2 separate regions of the Homo sapiens genome follow, and region 1 is linked to region 2. Evidence: chromatin loops called from intact Hi-C (ENCODE). Cell type or tissue: heart right ventricle. All regions are shown on one strand. Region 1 overlaps NUP88 (nucleoporin 88). Region 2 overlaps RABEP1 (rabaptin, RAB GTPase binding effector protein 1).

Region 1 (8,000 bases), 52 kb after region 2:
CTAAAAAAAACCCAGTCAACTTTTTAAAGGCTGGAACCACAGAACAAATACATTACATAGGAACAGTCTATGATAGTCTTAGTATAAAAATCATGGGAAAAAAGCACTACATTTATTGAAGAGCTTACCTCTATGAAGTTTGACTGGACAAGAAAAGTCAGAATCAAAAGGGTCATCCTCTCCAGATGCCAGTTTCAAAGCAAGCTCCAACTCAACACATTCAAACACATACAGAGAAGGAATGAGGTCAATCCTGGAATCCCAGGACTTTTCTGACTGTAAAAAAAAGTGTTGTAATTTTGATCTTGCATGTTAATTTGAAAATGTACACAATTAAAAACAGGCAAAAAGCTGGGTCAGGGCCGGGTGCGGCTGTTCTTGCCTGTAATCCCAGCACTTTGGGAGGCCGAGGCAGGTGGATCATCTGAGGTCAGGAGTTCGAGACCAGCCTGGCCAACATACTGAAACCCTGTCTCTACTAAAAGTACAAGAAATCAGCCGGGCGTGGTGGTGGGTGCCTGTAATCCCAGCTACTGGGGAGGCTGACGCAAGAGAATCGCTTGAACTCAGGAGGCAGAGGTTGCAGTGAGCCGAGATCACACCATTGCACTCCAGCCTGGGCACCAAGAGCGAAACTCTGTCTCCAAAAAATAATAATAAAAAATAAATAAAAAAATTGAAAAAAAAGCTGGGTCAAACAGTACTTTCAAATTCTTAATTCCACCTCTATCCTAACAGTGCACTGTTATTCTGAAGACAAAACGTCTCTCTTCCTTTAGGAAGATGTTTGTGAAAAAAGCCAATTCAGTGATTCCAAGGCTCTTTGTATCTGTCCCTGAAGATTGCAATATAGAGACCAGAAAGTAACATGCAGACTGGTGGACCAAGTAAGTTGGGCAACCTTCTAACTTCTTTCCACTTAGACTGCTAAGTGTGCTTCAGCTACTTTTTTAACTGTTTAATTTCCAAAATATCAGAAGTTCCATAAGTAAGTTAAAATTCCTTCTCATATATTAAGCATTCATATTGGGTCAGGAACTATGCCAGGTGTTGAAGATACAAACAACCACAGCAGCCTGCACTTACCGTGTGGTCATCTTCTTCTTCCCCTTCTAGCACGACACAGTGATACAGCATTCCTGATTCAGTAGCGATCACTAAGATATTGGGGACACAGGGTAAGCAGAGTACAGCACACGCATCATAACCATAGTTATCTTCAGCCGCAGGATGCATGGGCAATGGACCCAACAGCTTTCCAATATTTCCAGGGCTAAAGAAGGAGTAAAAACATATTTGGGAAATGTTGACAGTATGCATGCTCATCCCATAAAACCATTCTTTGACTTTGTTTTCCTCCAGCTATCATACCTTCATTATAAATGTAGTGTATTCCCAATACTCCATCTTCTCGCTTTCCCACTCAGATCCCACCACTCTGTGTTTCTCAACCAGAGATAATTTTGCCCTAGCGGACAGTGGCAATGTCTGAAGACATTTTGGCTTGTCACAACTGGTTGTCACAATGTGGGGGGAGGTATTAGCATCTAGTGGTTAGAGGCTAGACAGAAGCCGCTAAACATTCCCGCACAGCACAGCACCTCTAAAACAAACAATAATTCAGACCAAAATGTCAATAGTACAAAGGTTGAAAACCCTTGCCCTAAATTTACTATGGTTTATGCTTTCACCACTCCACTGAAGCTACTGTGGCAAAGGTCACCTGTGAGATTTGCTAAATCCAAAATGCACTTAACCTTCTGCTGCATTTATCACTGGTTAACGACTACTGCTACTCAACAGCTGTAACAATTCTTTCTTGTAGTTCTCTCTTCCTACCTCTTTAAACACAATTTTCTAACGTCCTTTTCTAATTTCTGTCTCTTAAATATTGGTGTTCTCCAGGATTCTGTTGTATGCTTTGACTTTTTTCAAAATACACACTTAAATGAGAGCCTGTTAAACTATGCCTCGTTTTAACTACCATCTATATTCAAAGACTACCAAATCCTTTCTTCTAAAATGTAGCTTCTCTTCAAGGCTTTGGATCCCCATATTAAATTTGATTTGACAAATACTTATTATTGAGTGCTAGATGATACTCCCAGTGAATGATGGTTTAGTTGATGAGGCAGACATTTAACCAGAATTACTATACCATGTGATAAGTGCAACAACAGAAGGATTTATGGTGTACAAAGGAATGACAAAAAGATACAAAGATAATGAAGAAAGCTATAAAAAATAAATGAGAAAAATGAGAAAGAATGATTTCTGGGAAGGGGATTGTTGAGCATTCCAAGCTAGAGATCAGTTTATGCAAAGTCCTGGAAACATGAAAGACAAAGAACTAAGAACAAGAAAACTTATTTAGTATGATGGGAGGCAAAGTACAAGGTGGAAGGCAACGGCAAAATAGCTAGACAGACATCCAGGACTGGCTTATGAAGTACACAGTCTTGTGTGCTATGTTAAACTATTTGAAATCTATCTGCCGGGTAACAGTATATCACTAGAGGTTTAAATCAAGCGATGGAGCCTCACTTTACAAATCAGTCTGGTATTAGGGAGGAAGACATGGAAGGGTCCAAAATGGGATTTGGGGAAACTATTTAAGAAAATAAGCCAGGCAGATGGTGAAGTAGGCAGATGATGCAGTTCTGAAGCAGGGACAGAGGAATGCAGAGAAGGGTGTATAATCAGGGGTGTCCAATCTTTTGGCTTCCCTGGGCCACACTGGAACAATTGTTTTGGGCCACACAGAAAATACACTAACAATACGTGATGAGCTTTAAAAAAAAAAGAAAAGAAAAGAAAATCGCAAACAAATATCATAATGTTCTAAGAAAGTTTACAAATTTGCGTTGGGCTGCATTCAAGGCTGTCCTGGGCTGCGCGCAGCCCGTGGGTTGGACAAGCTTGGTGTATACTTTCGAAAAATTTAAATCACAAAATCAATAGAAATTTGGGACTGATGAAATGTAAGGATGAAGAAAACTTTTGGGTTTTGGGCTAACGTTACTAGGCAGATCATGGTTTGGACAAATGAGGGCTCAGCAGCAAGAGGAGAAAGGGTAAGGGAAGGTACTAAAGTTACCACAAAATCCTCCTGAGATCATGTGTGAAAGGCAGAGAACATTTCTGCCAAGGAGAATGCACTCAACAGTGAATCCTCACCATTCTGTAACCTACCGAGCTCTTTCATCTTTCTAATCTTTATGGTTTTGCGTACTCTCTTCTCTCTCCTGTACCCACTTCTGATTCTGTCTAGTGAATCCTTCAAGTTCAAGCTTTTGTAATAGCATTTCCTTAAAGTCTTCCAAGATGAGCAGGCCTACTCATTTACTCCATCACACTCCTGAAGAACCCGGTGATGCCCTGAGCACATGACACTGTACTATAGTTACTGGTTTAGTTGTATGCCCTTCTGGTAGTTAAGGAACCACATGGCAGGAACCTTGCCTTCAATCTTGTATTTCCATCTTCTGCCAGAGTGGGTCCTGAATAAGTATCTGTTAAGTCGATTTACAAGCGAATAAACTCTAATGCTCAGCCCTTAGCCTTATGCCTCTGCAGTTTTCCCTCAAATTCTTATCCTGTATAGACTCTCTCACCATGAAAGATGATTCTCATACCTCTATTTTAATTCTTCTTGTCTGTCATCATCCTGTATTTCCAACTGTCCATGGAATATTTCCATTTTATTGGTCCAATACTATCTTACACTGATTTACTTAGAAATAAATCTTCTCCCCCAATTAGCAGCCTTTACTGACCTGTTTCTGTTCATGGCATACTCCCTTATCCAAACAGTAACTAAGTCTTATTTATCCTTCCTTTGTTGTTATCTACTGTGTTTCATTTTTCCCTCTGTTCTATTACCACCCAAGTTCAAACTCTCATAAATGACAAGCTCAATTTTGCAAAAGCTTCTTTAAAAGTCTCTGTCCCAGTCCCCTCCCTAACCAATTGTTTTGTCCTTCTGTTCAGAAACCATCACTGGCTTCCTACTACCCTATTCCTACAGAAAAAAAACCCACACTCACTCTTTTAACGAGGTATTTTTAATTCCAGCAAATTTTCTCGGGACAGATACTCCAGCTTTATCACTTAATGCTCCCTACATGAATCCTCAGCTCTAGCCCAGAATGTCTAATAAATTAAGCTTGAATGACACTTGCACTTGCTTATTTTCAGACGCTACTTTATGCTGCCCTTGACAGAAATGGTCTCACTCTTCCTTGATACTTCATTTAATCCTGAATGAGACCTTTAAGTCACACATGACACCACTCCTTCTCTACGAAAATTTCCTTAACCTCCCAGTCAGAATGATCTCTCCTTCCTCGGGGTTCTTACTGTCTGTGTACCAATACTGTGGTATGGATAGTATTTTTTCATGTGTATGTATCTTTCTCCCCACAACTGGGACATAAGATACCAGATTACCACGCCTACGTGGTGTCTTGTTCATATAAGATAAACAATAAGCACTTGTTCGGATAACTAGAATTTGTGAACACAAATCCAGGCCTATCATAAGTGATTATCCAAGAATTCTATAGAACTTACCCAAATAATATGAAGAAATGAAAGGCCAAATGACCTGTACTAACTCTTTCTCAAAAATATGCAAGCCAAGCATGTGAAGGCTGCAACATTTCCACAGACTCAAAAACATGGCTCCCAAGTCCAGCCTCAATGATATCTACTGGAGCCCAAACTGAGTTTTCATTTCAGGTGGGTGACCACCTCAACTTACCTGTGTAACAGACTGATGTATGTCAGGAAAGTCTCTCCATTTTCATATAAGATGTACAGTGGGTATGCCACTACTTCATCTTTGCCGTTTTGTCCAAATAGAGTCTTTGGGACTGCTGCCAATGGCCCAAAGTCAAATGCAACTGCTGTCTCTCCTAGAGATGCGGTATACGCCCTTCTGGAAAGAGATGTAAAAACCAACTTGTTAAAAACAAAAACAACAAAAAGTAAAAAGAAAAACAAAACAAAACAAAAACACAAAATGTCTAATAACAGGAGGTGGGTATGTATGGAATTTGTAGGCAATGGACTGAAAAGACAAAAAATGATTATGAAGAATGTTAACATTTAAAAATTCTCAGCTGGGTGCAGTGGCTCATGCCTGTAATCCCAGCAATTTGGGAGGCCGAGGTGGGTGGATCACCTGAGGTCAGGAGTTCGAGACCAGCCTGGCCAACATGGTGAAACCCCGTTTCTACTAAAAATACAAAAATTAGTTGGGCGTGGTGGCAGGTGCCTGTAGTCCCAGCTACTTGGGAGGCTAAGGCAGGAGAATTGCTTGAACCTGGGAGGCGGAGGTTGCAGTGAGCCGAGATTGTGCCATTGCACTCCAGCCTGGGCGACAAGAGCGAAACTCCGTCTCAAAAAAAAAAAAAAAAAAAAAATTCTCATGAAATTAAGTGAAAAAAGCTGGCCATAAAATTATTTGGTTCTACTCTCATCTTAAATAGTTTAAATACACAGATATACAAATAGCAAAAATTTATTATATACACACACATAAATGCAAAAAGGAAACAGGAAAACACATGAAAACATCAACAGTTGTCTCTGAGCAGCAGGATCCGTAAGTTCTACAAATACTCGCAAAGCACCTACTCTGTGCCAGGTACTTTTCTAGGGTCTGGGAATATGTCAGTGAATTAAACAAATGTCCTGCCCTCTAGAGAGAGAAATACCACAAAAAGAGAAGAAATAAAGATGGAACATAAACTCAGAAAATATCATGAAAAATAAAGTAGGGTAAGAGGGTATTGATGGAGGTGCTACTTTAGACTACTTGGTATAGGAAAGACTCTGATAAGATATTTGAGCAAAGATCTGAAGGAAGTAAGAGAGCAAGTCTGTGGTTAACTAGGGAAGGAGCAGTTGAGGTGGAGAGCAAATGCTCTAAGGTAGAAGTGCTTAATGTCTGTGGAATGGCAAGGAGGCCAAGGTGCCTGGAGCCCAGAGAGCCAGGGCACAGAGGGAGGAATGAAGCTGGAAAGGCAATCAGGTGGCATACCTGTGGACCCTTTATAGGTAAAGACTCTGGGAAATCAATGGGGTATGGAGAGCAGGGAAGTAGAATGATCTGATTAAACTGATCTGATTAAACTTAGATTAAAGTAGAATGATGTGATTAAACTTTGGGTGCTGTATTGAAACAGGCTATAGCTATAGGAGATTACAAAGATTTTCATTTTCTTCCTAATACTTTGATCTATTTTTCTCAATTTTCTACAGCAAATATACATTACATGTATATCAAGAAGGCAAATCATAAAACCATGCTGTTTTTATATTTAAAATTTACTGTAGTTATTCAGGAAGATTCTAGTTCAATACAAAGTTAACAAATATGGTTAAAATGAAATCACAATTTCATATAGTTGAGAGAGCAAACATCAATGCAAGATATTATCTTAGTTTCTTTATCACATAGAAAGGTGATAAAGAAATGAATGGTGGCTCAGGCCTGTAATTCCAGCACTTTGGGGAGGCTGAGACGAGCAGGATCACTTGAGCCTAGGAGTTCCAGACCAGCCTGGCCAACACGACGAATCCCTGTTCTACTAAAAATACACTTACTTCTCACATTACCAAAAGCATGCTAGTCACCTCTGAAAAACCTTGCAACCTGTTAAAATTGCATTTATAATCCCAATAAGCTAATTAAAAAACCATTTCAAGACTCAAATAAAAACTTACCCTTTATTGAGTACTAGACTTTCCTCTTCGGCTTCTGAAAGTATTATCACGTTAGTGGGTGTCTGCGGCTCACGTAGTGAGTAAATTCTAGCAACCAAAAGAGAAGAAAACCAGCACTTAAAATTCTGTTTTCATTTCCCAAAACTGCACTTTCCTCTCCATCTAGTCAGTTCTTGAGAATTTTCTAACACTTATCACAACTATTTCTTTGCAAAAATCTTGCTGTTGCAAAGTAGTCTAGTTCATTTATTCTTTAACTACATAAGGGAGTTTCATTGGGGCCTGAAGAAATGTTCTCTATCCTTACCAATACCCTTTAACAGCCTATTCCATAACATCGCACCTCTGTCACTTCCGTCCTGAGCCCTTAGCTATACTCGCCTTGTCCAGTCATCTCACTATTGCCCCTAAGCTTGCCAGTTTTCCTTCAACTACACACATCTATCTCTGCCTATTGGACACCAAATCCCACCAGAGAAAGAACTGTATCTTATTCTTTATATGCCAACTGGCTGACAGAGTGAGTGATATTTAGCCTGCAAATCTACTTATGTGTTTGTTATATAAAAACCCAATATTGGCCAAGCACGGTGGCTCACACCTGTAATCCTAGCACTTTGGGAGGCCGAGGTGAGCAGATCACTTGAGGTCAGGAGTTCGTGACCAGCCTGGCCAACATGATGAAACCCCGTCTCTACTAAAAATACAAAAATTATTTGGGTGTGGTGGCACACACCTGTAATCCCAGCTACTCGGGAGGCTGAGGCAGGAGAATCACTTGAACCTGGGAGGTGGAGGTTGCGGTGAGCTGGAGGCTGGAGTGAGCCAAGATCACGCCACTGCACTCCAGCCTGGGCGACAGAGCGAGACTCCATTTCAAAAAAAAAAAAAAAAACCAAACAAACAAACCCAGTATCGTATCATCTCTATTTTCAAGGGAAAGTATAATACTGAATTTTTTTAACCAAAATTATTTTAATTTAAAGTAACCTACATTTCACAGCATATAAGGCTATTGTGAAAAAGGGAATTTTCAAAAGGCCAGTAATGTCATTTTAGAAATCCAGTGTCCCTTATAATCACTTATTTTGTCTGACGCCACTAAGAATTTTTTAACTTGGTTTCTTCCAATATCAATAAAATGCCACATTAAGTATTTAATAAATTTTTAATGATAACTTGATCCATTTGAATACACATTTATTACAGTCTTCCTAGGTTCCTACAAGCGTTACTAACTTCAAAATACACATAAATACTAGGCAATA
Region 2 (8,000 bases):
TGGCTAACTTTTGTATTTTTAGTAGAGACAGGGTTTCACTACGTTGCCCAGGCTGGTCTCAAACTCCTGACCTCAAGTTATCTGCCCGTCTCGGCCTCCCAAAGTGCTGGGATTACAGGCATGAGCCACCATGCCCTGCTCTAAAGTACAGATCTTATCCTGCCTTCCCTGCTGCCCATTAAAAGAGTCTAAACTTGGCCGGGCGCGGATGGTCACACCTGTAATCCCAGCACTTTGGGAGGCCGAGGTGGGTGGATCACCTCAGGTCAGGAGTTTGAGACCAGCCTGGTCAACTTGGCGGAACCCCACCTCTACTAAAAATACAAAAATTAGCCAGGTGTGGTGGCATGTGCCTGTAGTACCAGCTACTTGGGAAGCTGAGGCAGGAGAATCACTTGAACCCAGGAGGCGGAGGTTGCAGTGAGCCGAGATCACATCACTGCACTCCAGCCTGGGTGACAAAGTGAGACTCCCTCTCAAAAAACAAAAACAAAAACAAAGAGTCTAAACTTTACTAAGATGATCATTTAAAACTTTTCAACATTTATTGAGCTCTTACTATGTGCTAGCATTGTGCTAAGGCTTTATGTATAAATCTTTATGTCAAGTGGTTATCAAAAACTCTCCATAAGCAGTAGGGACTACAATTATACGGTTCCTGTGTTCTAGAATAGTAAACAGGCTGAGACGTCATGTATGGCCCATCTGAGGCTTGAACAATCTCTGATTCCAGAGTCTAAGTGCTTACTCACCACCTCTTTCTCCATGTCCTTTACTTCTCATGTGCCTGCCCATTTTTCATCCATATAACATTACACAGAACTCCTCCACAGGCCTGCTTTTCCATGTTTCTGTCTTTTGTATGTGCCTCCTTTCTCCCTGGAACCCTTAATTGTCTCTTCTCATGCAACTGGCAAACTTACCTTACTGATCTTTCAAGATTCAGCTGAAGTGTTACTCCTTTGGGCCTCCTTTGCTGGTTCCTTCAGATGAAATCAGTCATTGTTTTTCTCCTTCTTTAGAACCTTGTACATACTTGTATTGTAATTGTTTGTCTCTCCTCCCTAGGCTGTTTTACGTGACACTGAAGGTATAAGGTATCTTACTCATCTTTGTTGAGTGAATTATTCTATCAACTTTAATCATTCCTTTTGTATTCATATACATTTGTTAATGTTTCTAATGGATGTGTAACATTATAAAAACTTTTTTGGGTGGGGTGTGGTGTCTCATGCCTGTAGTCCCAACGCTTTGGGAGGCCAAGGTGGGAGGATCGCTTGAGCCTGGGAGTTTGAGACCAGCCAGGACAACAGCGTGAGACCCCATCTATGCAAAAAAACCAAAAAATTAGCCAGGCATGGTGGTGCATGCCTGTGATCCCGGCTACACGAGAGGATGAGGCAGGAGGATTGCTTGAGCCCAGGAGTTCAAGACCAGCCTGGGCAACAATGTGAAACCCCGTCTCTACAAAAAATAAAAAAATTAGGCGGGCGTGGTGGCACATGCCTATGATTCCAGCTATGTGGAGAGGATGAGGTGGGAGAATTGCTTGAACCCAGGAGGTTGAGGCTGCAGTGAACCATATTTGCACCACTGCATTCCAGCCTGAGTGTCAGAGCAAGACCTTGTCTCAAAAACAAACTTTTTCATATTTATTTTCTACAGTAATCACAAGGAATGTTCTGTGTAAATTTTTTTTTTCAAGGATCATTTGAAGAGGCGGTTTTGCTTTCTTTTATTTTGCCTTACTTTATACAGTATACTTTTCTTGGAAGCTGCTTCCTGATTTCTTCTTTATACCAGTGTTCTTAGTTTGTGCTTATAATATTAAAATATTTTGTAATGGCCAGAGGCCCTTAGATGGGATTACAAAACAAAGAAGCGTAAGTATCCAGTTTTCTCTTATCATAACGCTCTGTTCTTTATTTGTTTTGAATGGTTAAAGAACTGTGTCACTTATTAAGTAGGTTACTTGGGTCATATATATGTTTTTTTCTTCCTTTTAGGAGGATGATGAACAACAAAGACTCAATAAGAGAAAGGATCACAAAAAAGCAGATGTTGAGGAAGAAATAAAAATACCAGTAGTGTGTGCTTTAACTCAAGAAGAATCTTCAGCCCAGTTATCAAATGAAGAGGTATAGTGAGTCTATAATTAAAGTCATTAAATACACAATGTCAACAATTTTAGCTTACTCATACATCAGTTAATTACATTGTTCATATGAGAAGTGAGAAGTGCATAGCTACGAGGTGAAAGTTAGATAAAAATGACAGTATTTTCAGTTGTTTTTATGGCATTATAGGTAGCACTATTTGAAACATGTTGCAGCTTCATTCGCTGTCTGAAATAGATGTTCTTTTTTCCAGTATTTCCAAAATTTAATACATTAGAATAAACCTTTAAATAATGTCTGCAAAATCTTTTTTGATGTGAATAGTACATGTTGCTAATACTTGTCTTTTTTGTTTAAAAAGAGATTATCTAAAGCGCTGAAATGCTTAACTCCCTGTAGCATATATGAGAGTATTAACCAGTATTAGGTTTTCATCCCTGACGGCCATGGGTGAGGTTTGGCAGATAACACCACAGGGTAAAATGTTTCAGGTACTAGGAATGGGTAGAGTAGAGAGACCTGGAAGTGTTAGGTGTTCTGTGGCCTTGTCACCTCTCACCTACAGTGTGGCAAGGGCCTCCTCATTGGGTTTCCTGCCTCAACCTGTCCCATTCCACTGCGTCCTCAGCATTACTGTCAAATTCATTTTCTTAAGTGCAGCTGCAGTCAGGCCACTCCCCTACTCAAAAACTACCATTGACTCCCATTACCTATATAATTAAGCACACATTCCTCACTCTGACAATTAAGGCCCTTCATCATCTGGATTACATTTTAGCCATGTTGGTCATCATCTTGGGCTGTATTCCCACTTGGTCTGTTGGTTCCTTCATTTGGAGTACTTTCCTCCCATTGCCTTTCTGAGTATTGAAATCCTTCTACTCATCTTTCAAAGCTCATCTTGTTATCAGTGAAGGAACTGCTTCTCTTATTGCCTTTAGAATAAAAACTAAGATCCCCCAAGATCCCTAGCATGGCATACAAGGGCATTCACAGTTGAATGGCCCTTCCAGCCTCACTTACTGCTCTCCACCTCTCTGTAGCCAGACCTGTGCACTTACTGTTCATGCTCATGTGGCCTGTCCCTGCGGCTTAGAATCACACTCACTTCCCTGCGGCACCTCCTTTCCTGGCCTGGTGAATGAATTGCACTTAAATTGGATACAGGTCTTGTCTTTACTTTCAGGGGTATCATGTTTCTATTTACTTTGCAGATTTACTTTGAGCCATACATAATCTACATCCTGGTGGTTATATATATGCCCATGCTTACAGATTGTTTGATGTTTAAGAAAAACTTAAAAAAAATTTTAGTAGACACTAAAAAGTGCTGTATATTGAAGTTGTTTTGTTCATTCTTTGTTCTGGGACATAGACTGGGAACCACTTGGTCTAATTCTGCTGTGCATTTTAAAAATATTTAGACTCCCAAGAGAATGTCTCAAGTTTTGGGTACAGCCAATGATTACATAGTGTTTTCATCATGCAGTAATCTATCCAGGAATGTTTGAAAAGTGGGAAAACAGGAAAGGGACATTTGTTGTGATTTACAGAGAAGTATTTTTATTTTTGATTCTCTCTTAACAGATCCGTAGACTTTCAGAGCTGGTGTTTTGCAGTTTGAATGTTGAATATAATTGTTTTGTATTGAGAATAATGACACAACTCTTGGTTTAGAGTTAATCTGAAGCCTAGCTAACATGGTGTGAAACCCTATCTCTACTAAAAATACACAAATTAGCTGGGCGAGGTGGTGGATCCCTGTAATCCCAGCTACTCAGGTGACTGAGGCATGAGAATTGTTTGAACCCGGGAGGTGGAGGTTGCAATGAGCTGAGATTTTGCTACTGCACTCCAGCCTGGATGACAGTGAGATCCTGTCTCACACACACAAAAGTTAATCTGAGATGCTTTGGAGAGTTGGATTTATGGCTAAAGATATTTGAAATTTGTAGACCTCACATTTTCTTTAACCTGATGCTTATAATATGCTTTTCTCTCTACAAAATGTTCATTATGGAAAATTTGGGAAGTATAGAAAACACCATTCAAAATAAAAATAACTGATAGATCATCCTACCCAGAGGTAACAACTAATATTTTGGTATGTATCTCTTTCTTCCTTTCCTTATTTTCTTTTCCAGAGATAATATATATGTTAACATATGTTAACATATTTCTTTTTTTTTTTTTTTTAATTTGAGACAGGGTCTCACTCTCACCCAGGCTGGAGTGCAGTGGTGCAATCTTGGCTCACTGCAGCCTTGACCTCCCGGGCTCAAGCGGTCCTTCTGCCTCATCCTCCTGAGTAGCTGAGACTACAGGCATCCGCCATCGTGCCCAGCTAATTTTTTGTAGAGACGGTGTTTCAACATGTTGCCCCGGCTGGAACACATGTGTTTCTATTTGCACTTTTTTTTTTAAATTTGAGACAGGGTCTCACTTTCACCCAGGCTGGAGTGCAGTGGCGTGATCTCAGCTCATTGCAACCTCTGCCTCCCAGGTTCAAGCGATTCTCCTGCCTCAGCCTCCTGAGTAGCTGGGATTACAGGCATGAGCCACCACGCCAGGCTAATTTTTGTATTTTTAGTAGAGATGGGGTTTCACCATGTTGGCCAGGCTGGTCTTGAACTCCTGATCTCGTGATCCACCCACCTCAGCCTCCCAAAGTGCTGGGATTGCAGGCTTGAGCCACCATGCCTGGCTCTATTTGCACTTTTAAAACATAATCTAGATTATAACTACATAGTGTTTTGTGCAAATTTTTTCCCCAACTTAAATCTACTCTAAGGTTTTGGCACATCATTAAATGTTTTTCCCTGAAATGATATTTAGTGGCTGACAGAATTTCAGCGTGTCAATGTACCATAATTCTTTTAACCAATTCCCTACTAATTGATTTGTGACTTTTTTTGTTTTTTTGAGACAGTCTTGCTGTCTCACCCTTGCTGGAGTGCTATGGCGTGATCTTGGCTCACTGCAGCCTCCACCTCTTGGGTTCAAGCGATTCTCGTGCCTCAGCCTCCCGAGTAGCTGGGACTACAGGTGCACACCACCACGCCCAGCTATTTTTGTATTTTTAGTACAGACAAGTCTTCACTATGTTGGCTAGGCTGGTCTCGAACTCCTGGCCTCAAGTGATTTGCCCACCTCGGCCTCCCAAAGTGCTGGGATTACAGGTGTGAGCCACCGTTTCCAGCTTCTGCCTGGTTTTTAATTCATAATGGTGACTGAGTGATGACATAGGGAGTTCAATGCCCCTGAAAAAAGTTTTGTGTTACTCACAGTTCTCCTGGAAGCAGAGGTACAGCACACCTTGCATGGCCACAGCAGGGAAGCACCAGAGGTGGTCAGGAGGCAGGAGCAGGAGCGAGAGAAAAGCATGGGCCATAGCTATTATTGTGGTTTCTTTGGGAAAAGCAAAGTGGAGCAGAGCAGAGGGTTTAGGACTGGCTGGTAATTAATTCCAGCAGCCTTTGGGGTATAGGGTCTGTTCTTAGCTGTCTGGAACTGGCCCTGGGTTCATTTAGGGCAGGGGAAATACTGGCTCGGTGTGTGACTTAGGTAAGGGAGGTGGTTGGGATATGGGTTTGGGATTGAATGGTTTGTGTGTGAAAGGCATGTTTACAGTTAGGTGAGTTGTTTATTATCTCTAGAAATTAGCTAGTCCTGGGAAGCAGTTTCTTCACAGCCAGCAAGGCCTCCAGTAAATCAAAACATTATGAAATACAGAAAATGAAAAGCGTGATTAACACACTGATAGTCAAGTTGGTTCCATTTTTTACTACTATACAATTTTTCGTTATAAGTAATGTCATAATGTTATATATAATTTTTCCTTGTACAAAAATCATTATGGATGCATCTGATTTTATTTTATTTTATTTTTTAGTGTGAGTTCTTAGGAAAAGAACTGCCTGGCCGGGCATGGTGGCTCACAAGTGTAATCGCAGCACTTTTGGAGGCTGAGACAGGCGGATCATTCGAGGCCAGGAGTTTGAGACCAGCCTGGCCAACATGGCGGAACTCATCCCTACTAAAAATACAAAAATTAGTCGTGCATGGTGTCTGGCGCCTGTCGTCCCAGCTACTCACTGTGGCTGAGGCATGAGAATCCCTCGAGCTCAGGAGACGGAGGCTGCAATGGGCTGAGAATGCGCCACTGCACTCCAGCCTGAGTGACAGAGCGAGACTGTCTCCAGGAAAAAAAAAAAAAGAACTGCTGAATTCAAGGATGTAAACATTTTTAAGATATTATTGCCAATGTAGTAGTCTGATGTGGGGTCTTTTGTTTTGTGTTTTTTGAGACAGGGTCTCGTTCTTGCCACCCAGGCTGGCTAGAGTACAGTGGCACCATCACAGCTCACTACAGCCCCGATCTCCTGGGCTCAAGCAATCCTCCTGCCTCAGCCTCCTGAGTAGCTGAGACTACAGGCGTGTGGTACCATGCCTGGCTAATTTTTAAATTTTTTTGTAGAAAGGAGTTCTCTCTATGTTGCCCAGGCTGGTCTTGTACTCCTGGGCTCAACCTATCCTCCCACCTCAGCCTCCCAAAGTGTTGGATTTACAGGCGTGAGCTACTGCGCCAGGCCTGTAGTCTGATGTTTTCTTTTTTTTTTTTTGAGACGGAGTCTCGCTCTGTTGCCCAGGCTGGAGTGCAGTGGTGTGATCTCGGCTCACTGCAAGCTCCGCCTCCCGGGTTCACGCCATTCTCCTTCCTCAGCCTCCCAAGTAGCTGGGACTACAGGCACCTGCCACCACGCCTGGCTAATTTTTTGTAATTTTTAATAGAGACGGGGTTTCACCATGCTAGCCAGAATGGTCTTGATCTCCTGACCTTGTGATCTGCCCGCCTCGGCCTCCCAAAGTGCTGGGATTACGGGTGTGAGCCACTGCGCCCAGCCAGTCTGATGTTTTTCAAATGGCCCTCACAACTGTTCTATCCCTAGCCCCTTCCCTCTTCAGTATCACAGCAGCACTGTATATGATACATAGCAGTGGGTGTTAGGGTTATTTGTAAACTAACAGAATGGCTTATCCCAGTTTTTATTAGGATACTTACTTGGGATCTTTGCCATAGTAAGCTTAATATATACGAGATTTGTGTTCTTAGCCATTGCAGTTTCAGATGAGTAACAATCTTTAAAAGGAAAGAAATGGAGGCATTAACTCAAAATTTGTCACCTTTTTATTACACCAAGAATATTTTTAAAACATTAAAAAAAATAGGTTACATGAGCTTGCCAGTAACAACAACTGTATTCCACAGTCTCCTCTGGTTCATTTAAAACAGGGCGTTTAACAACAAAACGTAGAAAGGATATTATCTTAAAACATTGTCATTTAAATGGAATAAATTTAGTTGGAAGGAAAACTTGTTACATTTTTCTTTAAATCATTTTTCTTATTTCCCACTAACTATGCAACTGCTTCATGTAATGGCACTGGTTTGCTTTTTGCCTTCAGGAATGTGCTGTACCACGTTGTTTAAAAATTGAGATAAAATTCATGTAACATAAAATTTAAAGTGTACAATTCAGTGGCATTGCATATATACACAAATGTTTTTAGTTTGAAAACATTTTTATCACTCCCAAAGGAGACCTCATAACCCATTAGAGTCACTCGCCATTTTCCCTTTGCCCTAGCCTCTAGTAACCACTAACTTGCTTTATGGCTCTATGGATTTACTTGTTCTGGACATTTTAAATAGATGGAATTACATAATATGTGACTTTTTGCATCTGCTTTCGCATAGTATACAACATTGAACATGTTGATTACACCTTGCTGGAAAATACCACATTCTTGGGCCGGGTGCGGTGGCTCACGCCTGTAATCCCAGCACTTTGGGAGGCTGAGGTCGGGGGATCACGAGGTCAG

The links. Hi-C counts contacts between places; a loop is a spot of excess contacts. Peaks named below come from ENCODE experiments on the same cell type or tissue, not always from the same donor. Only the 100,000 strongest peaks of a DNase experiment are listed, where the experiment ranks them.
Region 1: it touches region 2 in a loop (2.4-fold over the local background); 8 of 110 quality-filtered maps call a loop at or near these places.

What each region holds. Positions count from the first base shown.
Region 1 is chr17:5,403,971-5,411,970 of GRCh38, forward strand. It overlaps NUP88 (nucleoporin 88), which reads right to left. Exons shown (of 17, transcript NM_002532.6): 4 at 6,733-6,819; 5 at 4,763-4,939; 6 at 1,087-1,273; 7 at 129-276. Among named protein-coding and RNA genes, the nearest start is that of NUP88, 12 kb to the right of the region's middle. In heart right ventricle, no CTCF peak of the experiment used is centred here; no DNase peak of the experiment used is centred here.
Region 2 is chr17:5,352,353-5,360,352 of GRCh38, forward strand. It overlaps RABEP1 (rabaptin, RAB GTPase binding effector protein 1), which reads left to right. Exons shown (of 18, transcript NM_004703.6): 8 at 2,007-2,138. Among named protein-coding and RNA genes, the nearest start is that of NUP88, 63 kb to the right of the region's middle. In heart right ventricle, no CTCF peak of the experiment used is centred here; a DNase peak (open chromatin) is centred at 3,203; H3K27ac peaks cover 1,725 bases.